3 separate regions of the Homo sapiens genome follow, and regions 1 and 2 are each linked to region 3. A link is a contact called in ENCODE Hi-C or POLR2A ChIA-PET data. All regions are on one chromosome and are shown on one strand. The core of a region is the stretch at or near the end of the contact, and the rest is flanking DNA. Distances in the headings are between cores, read along the strand shown. Region 1 has its middle 100 kb from the start of SIRPG. Region 2 overlaps LOC124904858 (a long non-coding RNA gene). Region 3 overlaps SIRPD (signal regulatory protein delta).

Region 1 (2,989 bases), core at 66-2,565, 220 kb after region 3:
TTCATCTACAGGGTTACTGCAACAGAAATCAAAGATCATACATGAATATCATTTGTAGGCTCTGAGCAAAGACAAACCTAGTATAAATTCATCTGCAAGTGAGGAGATTTGAACCAGGTGGTCTGTTATGTCCCATCTAGCCTGGCAAGCCAGCGTGAAAGCTCAGATCTTCCACCGTGAAAGGACTTGCCCTCCCCGCTAAGGTGGACGCAGAAAGGAAAGACCATCATACTGTGGCACCAACCTTCTAATATAAAAAAGAACTATGTTGGGGTTAAAGTACATCAATAAAGTACAAATTTTTACCATACTTACAGGACAAATTAATTCTTAATAGTTTGAAATATATGTATACCATAAAACTCTGTCAACCTACATACACCAAAGACTTTCCTGTGGGTATAGAAAATCTGAGTAAGCCAAGCAAATTACTTGAAATCCTGAGAGGCCATACATAATCTTCTGCATCCATTATGCCTCTCTATTATACGTTATTTTCTAGGTCACTTGAACAAGAGCATTTCTTACCTCAGAGGGTCTAAAACACCTTTTTTTTTTTTTTTTGAGACGGAGTCTCACTGTGTTGCCCAGGCTGGAGTGCAGTGGCACCATCTCGGCTCACTGTAAGCTCCGCCTCCCGAGTTCACACCATTCTCCTGCCTCAGCCTCCCGAGTAGCTGGGACTACAGGTGCCCGCCACCATGCCCAGCTAATTTTTTTTGTATTTTTAGTAGAGATGGGGTTTTACTGTGTTAGCCAGGATGGTATCGATCTCCTGACCTCGTGATCCGCCTGCCTCGGCCTCCCAAAGTGCTGGGATTACAGGTGTAAGTCACCATGCCCAGCCCTCTAAAACACCTTTTTTAAAAAACTTATGATTCAAGGATTTGAAATCCTAACGTTACAGGCAAAATCTCATTTTTATAAAATATAAAATGCTGTGTTTCTTTCACACCTAATAGCTTGTCAAGAGAAGTCACTACTAAATTGCATTCCTGCAGCCTTTCCAGGTAGTGGGATACTGCTTGTTTGATCTCCACTGAACCCCGTACAGGAGTGATAAGTTTCACGTCTTGCAATTCTGCCACTCCATTTATTCCAGGGCTGGAGCGATCTGCAATTTGATATCAGGATGATTATCCTGTTATGCCTTCATTATTTGGGGTGTTGCTGTACCTGTTCCTTTTTGTTTGTTTGTTTGGTTTTTTTTTTTTGAGAAGAACAAGACTTTCCAGATTCCATCCTCTTGGCCAGCTCTTCTGCTGATGTCATGTCAGTTTTAGCAACTAAAAAGTCAGAGGTGATTCCTTCCATGGTTTTGTTTGGGTCTTGCAAAATGTTAAGAACAACTTCCTGTAACACTTGTGTTGGTATTGCCTCATTTTTAATGGCCTTTTCATATAGCCCAGTAGCATCATAGGTGCCTTTCTTGGCTAACAACTTTGCTTTGTAGAACCAGAATTTAGCAGTTCTTCAGCCTCAGGAATACTAGACAATATGGCAAATATTTCCTTAAAAACCACACCCCTTTCAATGAGCTGCAGACATTCTGTCAGAGTGTTGTTAGTTTTATGGAGCAGTTGAAGCTGTGCTTTCTTTTCTTCCTCTTTTTTTTCAACGGTCTTCCAGAATATTTATTTTCTCTATTATTTTTCTTTCTGTTTTACGTGTCATAGGAGGCCACTTATAGATTTTCCCCTTAGATTTCTGTCATTCTTCCAGTTGTTTCCTTTGATCCTCTGCTATTGTCTTCTTTTCGGTATTTGGATTCATTTGGGTCCCTTTTGACACTCCTTTTCCTTCATGATTGTGTTACCAGCTTGAGTTTTGGGAGCTCTCTTGTTTAGAAAACAGAAGAGCCTTTTTCAGCTTGGAGACCAATGCCTGTGCTCTATGTTGTAAGCTGTTGTGGCATTTGTCCCCATTAGTTCCATTTGCTCTTACGCCGTGGGTGCTGGGAATGACTGAATTTAAGCTGCCAACTGTCAAACTAGCCTCTGGCTTATAGCTTTTGATTTTTGCAGTGCACACGACCAAGGCCCAAAACAAGGTTGAATGGACTGCTGATCTTGCTTAATGTTTAAATGTCTGTTACTATATCCTCCCTGAAACAAACTGGAGTATGTCCTGGTTTTGGTATGTTTTACTTCCTATTCACTAACTTATACATGCTCTTTAATAATTAACCCTATTAACCTTTGTACCCTCCACCATTAATTTTTTATTTTTGATGCTTGAGTCCTACTAAGGGTCTGAACAAAGAGAGAGGGAACTGTCTTGGGGGCTTTTCTCCCAGTCTTGGAAGATCTTCTTGAGAGAGTTGCTATGACTTTACTGATAGAAGCTTGACTTGTGTTTCTCCAACAAATTGTTTATGAACTCTGTCTTTCAGGGCAGCACTAGTCACTGAATATCTGCCCAAGGCTTGTTGAGGAACCAAATTGCTCTTGGTTCAATTATGAGAGTTATTCTTTAACTTCTTTATAGTACATAATTGAGAGTCTGGCTTCCTCTCAGGGTCTGACAAGGTTTGAGGCAAATTCTCTTCATTAATCTCTTTTAGAAAGCTAACCAAAGATTAATTTTCAATGCGGGCATTTCCTATGGAGTCTGTACACTTAACATTCCTTGATATGTTAACTGCTGCTTTGTAGTCTTCAAATCCTGTGCATTAAGTGACCCCATGGGTTTTCTTGACAGCTTTTCCATGGTGAATGATCCAGCTTTGTGCTGCTGTAAGCTACTGCTGGAGGCTTACAGTTTGGTTAGAAGGAACATATTCAGCCTTTTGCCCAGTTTTAGTGGCTTCAACTTTGGCTTCTGGGACCTTGTAATATTGGCTTGTCTGGCCTGGAGTTTAATGCTGATGGGCCTTATGCTTTAACAGGCAAAACAGCATGATTGATAACATTCTCTTGGATAGATTTGGGCAATTATTTTTGGCTTTTAGATAAAGCTCAGTGTTTGGCACTTGAAGTTCCTTTCGACT
Region 2 (2,925 bases), core at 381-2,880, 200 kb after region 3:
AGGGGATTGATCTCCCAAGGGAGGTCCCCCGATCAGAGTCATGGCACCAAATGTCACGTGCATCCATGTGAAGAGACCACTAAACAGTCTTTGTGTGAGCAATAAAGCTTTTTAATCACCTGGGTGCAGGCAGGCTGAGTCTGAAAAGAGAGTCAGCAAAGGGAGATAGGGGTGAGGCCATTTCATAGGATTTGGGTGGGTAGTGGAAAATTACAGTCAAAGGGTGTTTTTCTCTTGTGGGCAGGGGTGGGGGTCACAAGGTGCTCAGTGCGGGAGCTTCTGAGGCAGGAGAAGGAATTTCACAAGGTTAATCACCCAGTTAAGGTGGGGCAGGAATAAATCACAATGGTGGAGTGTCATCAATTAAGGCAGGCACCGGCCATTTTCACTTCTTTTGTGATTCTTCACTTGCTTCAGGCCATCTGGATGTATTCATGCAGGTCACAGGGGATATGATGGCTGAGCTTGGGCTGGAGGCCTGACAGAAAGCATAATGCTACCCTTAGATTACATAATGATTTAAAAACAATACACAGCAGGAAAAAGTAAAGGGTAATTAAATAAATTCTGGGTACATCCGTATTTTAATATAAATTGCACAAAAACCTTTTAATCTGAGGAATGCAATGCCCCTTTCAATTATCAGGCCCAGAGAGGCACTGGAATGAGAAAGCAGTCATGTCCCACTTCCCTCCTTCAGCTAAGTAACCATCTCTTGAGGCTGCTTGCCATGTGGACTCTAGACTGACTGATGCCCCAGGTAGATACAATTTAATGTAACAATGCCATATGTGGACACTATAAGTCATATTCTATAGTTAAATAACGTATAAAGGTTACTAATCAATGTTATTTTTGTAAAGCAATGAGAATTCCTGACAAAAACTTTTGTAATCATCCCCTCCCCTGGTTTGTCCTTTTTCCTTAAAAGCTCGAGTCTGTTCTTTATTCTCCAAAGTGACTTGGAGGTGTTTCCTGGGTTACAGTCTTCAAATTTGGCCCAAATAGACCTTCTACTTATATTAATTTTATCTAAGCTTCTTCTCTTAGGTAGACATGTCCGCTGTAGTCAGCAGGATTCAGAGGGACCTCCCAACACTGAACATGCTGCCTTCCCTCTTGGGCTCAGTGCTTGGTACCAGCATTAATGCACTATGTTCCTCAGACTCCAGAGGTTTCACAGGGTGTAAAAGGGTGAGTCCTCCTGAATTCAGATCTCCCTTTCTTTTTTGGTGAGGTTTTGCCTTTATTTGGGCTGTTCTCTCCAACTGCCTCTCTTTAGAATGGAGGTTTTGATCTCTGTCTATGGGCAGGAGATTCTGGTTTCAGGAATAAAACAAAAGATAACTGTCTCCTCTGCTGCTATTTCACAGCAGGTGTTCCAGGTCGTAGCATTGGCAGTCTACCATAAGTAGTTTCATTTCTTTTGGCCTAAAATTACATAGCATGCTGTTAAAATTGTAGCTGTTCCCTATTGCATGAAATTCAGACTTGTATTTTCATTTGTGACCAATTCCTGTTTGTTCAAAACCAAAGGAAACATGAGGATGAGTTCAATTCTCTCGAAGAGAATTGCATGAACAGCTGTTACATGCAGGAGAGGGACTCATGACTCACTGGTGACACTTTGTGGAGTGATGCTCACAAAGCAACACACTTTGACCTGATACACTGTCCTAGCCTTGGACACTTTTGAAAAGGAAATTCTAAAATTACGGGAAACTGCTGGACGAAACTGAGCTTTCCTTTAAGGGGCAACCATCCTTAGGAAGACCAGCTGCATTTATGTATAATACTTACTGTATTAGTCTGTTCTCACACTGCTATAAAGAAATACCTGACACTGGGTAATTTATAAAGAAAAGAGGTTTAGTCAGCTAGGTGCAGTGGCTCATGTCTGTAATCCCAGCACTTTGGGAGGCAGAGGCAGGGGGATCACCTGATATCAGGAGTTCAAGACCAGCCTGACCAACACGGTGAAATCCCGTCTCTACTAAAAATATAAAAATTAGCAAAGCATGGTGACACGTGCCAGTAATCCCAGCTACTCAGGAGGCCAAGGCAGGAGAAATGCTTACACCCGGGAGGGAGAGGTTACAGGGAGCTGAGATCGCGCCACTGCATTCCAGCCTGGGTGACAGAGCAAGACTCCATCTCAAAAAAAAAAAAGAAAAAAAAAAGAAAAGAAAAGAAAAAGAAAAAGAAAAAAAAAGAGAGGCTGGATAGGTGGAGCACAGGGATTTTTAGGACAGTGAAACTATTCTGTACAATACATCAATGGTGGATGCATGTCATTATACATCCATAGAGTGTACAACACCAAGTGGGTATATGGGAACTCCCTGTACTTTCTGTTCAATTTTTCTGTGAACCTAAAACTTCTCTAAAAAGTAGTTTAGTAGGTTTTTTTTAGTGTGTGTGTGTGTGTGTGTGTGTAAGTCCCTCTAGTAACCAGGCATGACGGCATCCACCTGTAGTCCCAGCTACCAGGGAGGCTGAGGTGGGAGGATCACTTGAGCTCAGAAGTTCAAGGACAGCGTGGACAATACAGCCAGACCCTGTCTCTTGAAAAAACAAAGTCTTGGCACTTCCAGAGCCCGGTGCTGCCGGCCGCGGGAGATGAGTGCCCAGTAGGGAGACTTCTGTGAAGCGTCCCGGTCCTGCGACGTCGCCCACCCGGGAGGAGGCGGCTTCTCGGTTCCTCAAGGCCCCCGGGAGTCCGAACCTCGGCAGGAGGCTGGCAGCGGCGTGGGGACCCAGAGGGCAGGGGCGGTCTGCGGGGCGGCCCTGGGACTCCCTCCCTCCCTCTCCTGCTGCGGCCGCCCTGGGATATGGGGGCCGTGGATGTGGGTCGCCGCTGGAGGTGTGGCCCTGGGTGGTCCATCCGGCCGCAGAGGCCCGTCCCCCGTTCACCCAGGCCGGTAC
Region 3 (3,011 bases), core at 12-2,511:
GAGACTTACTAGTCTAAAAAGGACCATTTAGCAATTTTTTCTAATAGTTCTACATTGCATGTGTAGTACTTGTTGTTATCTATCTACCTATCTATCTATCTAATCTATCTATTAATCACCTATGCATCCATGTGTACTCATCTTAATGACAGCATCCCTGTCTCCCTCCTGGGGACCAAGGGGTCAAATGCTGCTCCTCTACTTCTTCTCTCAGGATGGCATCAGGTCCTGCAGGTCAGGCCTAGGGGGTCGTGGAACCTTCACAGGACATCAGGGGTGTGGGAAGTGAGAGGGACTGGGCACCCCTGTCATGGGGAAACGCCTGGATGGGAGAGAAAGCAACCCCTCCAAGCAAGAAGAATTCTGGAAGGATTTGTTTTGGAGACACTAGTTATAAAACAAACTATTTAGGGAAGTGTCTTAAAGAGGAAGGGGTGGCAAAGAAAGAGGCCCTAGGACAACAGAGATTCATCCGCCCCACTGCAGGTGGCGAAATGGTACCGCCGCCAAACTCAGGAGAGCATCCCTGCATCATGGTACCTGAGGGTGGGGGCACTCACCTGTGAGTCCCAGCAGCCGGAGGCAGCAGCAGGGTTGGACGAAATAGTTTGTGCTGTTTCTCTCAGGCAGGGCCGAGAGGCAGGTATGGGCATCATGGTGGGCCCTGGAGCCTGCTCTGCCTGCAGGTCTGTTCTTGGGAGGTCTTGGATTCTGCTCTGCTGAGAGAGGCAAAACTATGTGTTCCATGATATAAGAGGAAGTTACTATGATGGGAGGAAAGGGCTGTAGGATTATGACCGTTCCAGTTTCTAGATTGTGAAATAGGAATCAGACACAAGCTAATAAGTTACTGATATAAGGGTCCCAAGGTGCTTGGAGGGGCCCTGGCAGACACCCTTAGTGCCTAGGCTGTGTCCTTTGGGCCCCTCACTTTGTGTCAGGTGTGCTGGTGACCCTTCCTCATCCAGGAGCCCAGGAACAGGGTCTGCCATAGAGAACGGTGTGTCCAGCCTCCTGTGATAGTCCAAGACCTGGGCTCAGATGAGCTGTGCAGCTAGTCAGGAGGAGGGCTCCCGGGAATGGGGCTTCACAGGTGTGGATCCCTGTTTTTCCCCACTCCAGAGGTGTCAGTTGTAAAAATGATCCTGAAGCCATATCTGATGGGAGGCTTTGGCTCTTCAAAGTACGCTTACAGGGGAAGTGACTTTGAGTGAGCAAGGAGTTCGATCTTGGGAGGAGGAGGATAGTTTCTGTTTTAGAGAAAAGGGGAAGAAGCCTGTGTGTGTCAAGCGGGGGGTGCAGGGCCTTAGTGTGCTCATACTGCAGGAACAGTGACATGCAGAAACGCAGCTGGGAGGAGGAGGGGTATCTCTTTTTTCTGTCCCTAGTCTGGGGCCACCTCTTGGGAGAAGGGAGTGGAGGAGATGTAGAAACACTCACACCAAGAATACATCTCCTCTCCTCCTTCTGAGCAGCAGCCACCTGCACATGAAATCACATTCAGAGCCTCTAGCCATGAGCTCATCACTTCTGTGGACCCAGTGCCAGACACTGCCTCCTGTGACTCAGTTTCCCCACTGCTCCCCACCCCTGCCTCCTTACCAGTGGCTGACCGGATGTTGGTGATGAGAATGGTGATGAGAAGGGGTGGAATGAAAGGGGCCAATCAGCGATGAGATTTGATTGCTCTGTAGCATGATGAGTGTCCCTCTCCCCTCGACACCTTATTCTAGCTTGTTAAACATTTTTTCTGAGAGGGATTTCTTGACAAGGAACTGGCCAGAGTGTTCCGTTTAGCACTCTTTGTTCTAACTCTAATCCCTGTCTTCACTGATGACAGATTCTATTTTCTAGAGCTGACTGCAACAAGGTCCCTCTTCACTCATGCTCTTCGACACTCTTCCCATGGAGATGTAGGCATATGTTCCCTCCCCCTGAGTTTGGGCAGGTCTGTGACTGCAACAGAAGGGATGTGATGTGACTTCTGAGGCTAGACCATAATAATTCCCTGCATTTCTACCTGGCTTTCTTGGGATGCTAATTTTTGGAACCTTGCCACCATGCTATGAGGAAGCCCAAACTAGCATGCATGAAGAGATCACATTGCAGGGACACATGTAAGAGTTCTAACTGACATCCCAGCTAAGATGCAGCCAATATCCATTATCAATCATCAGACATGTAAAAGAAGAAGCTTCCAGATGACCCAGCAGTTGAGTCATCCCCAGGTGAGTTTCCCAACTGAGACCCCAGGCAACATATAGCAGAGATAAGTCATTCTTGTACCCTGTCTGAATTCCTTACCCACAGTGTCATTGATCATAATAAGATGGTTGTTTTTTTGACCTTGTGTTTTGGGGTGTTTTGCTATGCAGCAGTAGTAACTAGACAGCACCCTTGGCAACATCTTCCCCACCCCCACTGACCACACTAAAATTAAACCTTTGTCATTGTTTTAGTAAATTGTTGTAATGGATGCTTTCATTACTGGGTTTCAATCATTTTTATTTTTCTGATATAGGGATTTAAGGCTATAAATTCCAAGTACAGCAGTAACTACATGCCTCAAGTTTAATGTGCAGTATTTTAATTATTATTTAGTCCAAAATATTTTCTAGTATCTGTGGTAATTTCTTTTTTGATAAATCAGTTATTTAGATTATTTCCCAAATTCCTAATATATGAGGATTTTCTAATGATCTTTTTGTAAATATTTATAGTTTAATTCCACAATGATCAGAAAACATACTTATATAATTTTGATATTTCAAGATTTGTTGAGACTTGCTTCTTGACCAAGCTTATGATTAATTTTAGTTAATATCTCACATGGGCTTGAAAAGGAGCTGTGTTTTTCAGTTGTTGGGTGCAGTGCTCAATTACATCAAATTTGTTAATCACCTTGATCAAATCTTTTGTATCCTTACTGACATTTTGTCTGCATGTCCTCCTAGTTACTGAGAGAACTGCTGTGGTAGTCAGCCTTTGAGATTATCTCCAGCTCCTGGCAT

The links. Hi-C counts contacts between places; a loop is a spot of excess contacts on that map. ChIA-PET counts read pairs that join two places held with the same protein, here RNA polymerase II (POLR2A). Pooled maps may share reads with other maps.
Region 1: a loop to region 3 is called in a map with no recorded cell type, with 1.9 times the contacts of the local background. The contact joins two enhancer-like sites. A Hi-C loop is called at or near these places in 2 of 37 single-sample maps with no recorded cell type and 5 of 50 pooled maps. POLR2A ChIA-PET finds 5 or more read pairs at or near these places in 1 of 52 experiments (activated T-cell).
Region 2: a loop to region 3 is called in a map of CD4-positive, alpha-beta T cell, with 7 times the contacts of the local background. The contact joins two enhancer-like sites. A Hi-C loop is called at or near these places in 13 of 168 maps with a recorded cell type or tissue (CD4-positive, alpha-beta T cell, CD4-positive, alpha-beta memory T cell, CD8-positive, alpha-beta T cell and 8 more), 31 of 37 single-sample maps with no recorded cell type and 18 of 50 pooled maps. POLR2A ChIA-PET finds 5 or more read pairs at or near these places in 2 of 52 experiments (activated CD8-positive, alpha-beta memory T cell and activated naive CD4-positive, alpha-beta T cell).

The regions. Positions count from the first base shown.
Region 1 is chr20:1,755,881-1,758,869 of GRCh38, forward strand. It overlaps the pseudogene CKAP2LP1. Among named protein-coding and RNA genes, the nearest start is that of SIRPG, 100 kb to the left of the region's middle. Within about 2 kb of position 1,316, at least 2 of the 41 ENCODE cell types and tissues checked have a DNase peak (open chromatin) inside an H3K27ac peak, as active enhancers do.
Region 2 is chr20:1,733,087-1,736,011 of GRCh38, forward strand. It overlaps LOC124904858 (a long non-coding RNA gene), which reads right to left. Exons shown (of 3, transcript XR_007067498.1): 3 at 90-140. Among named protein-coding and RNA genes, the nearest start is that of SIRPG, 77 kb to the left of the region's middle. Within about 2 kb of position 1,631, at least 2 of the 41 ENCODE cell types and tissues checked have a DNase peak (open chromatin) inside an H3K27ac peak, as active enhancers do.
Region 3 is chr20:1,536,595-1,539,605 of GRCh38, forward strand. SIRPD (signal regulatory protein delta) reads right to left here. Exons shown (of 4, transcript NM_178460.3): 3 at 561-716. The region is part of intron 2 of LOC105372499 (a long non-coding RNA gene); the gene reads left to right. Among named protein-coding and RNA genes, the nearest start is that of SIRPD, 20 kb to the right of the region's middle. Within about 2 kb of position 1,262, at least 13 of the 41 ENCODE cell types and tissues checked have a DNase peak (open chromatin) inside an H3K27ac peak, as active enhancers do.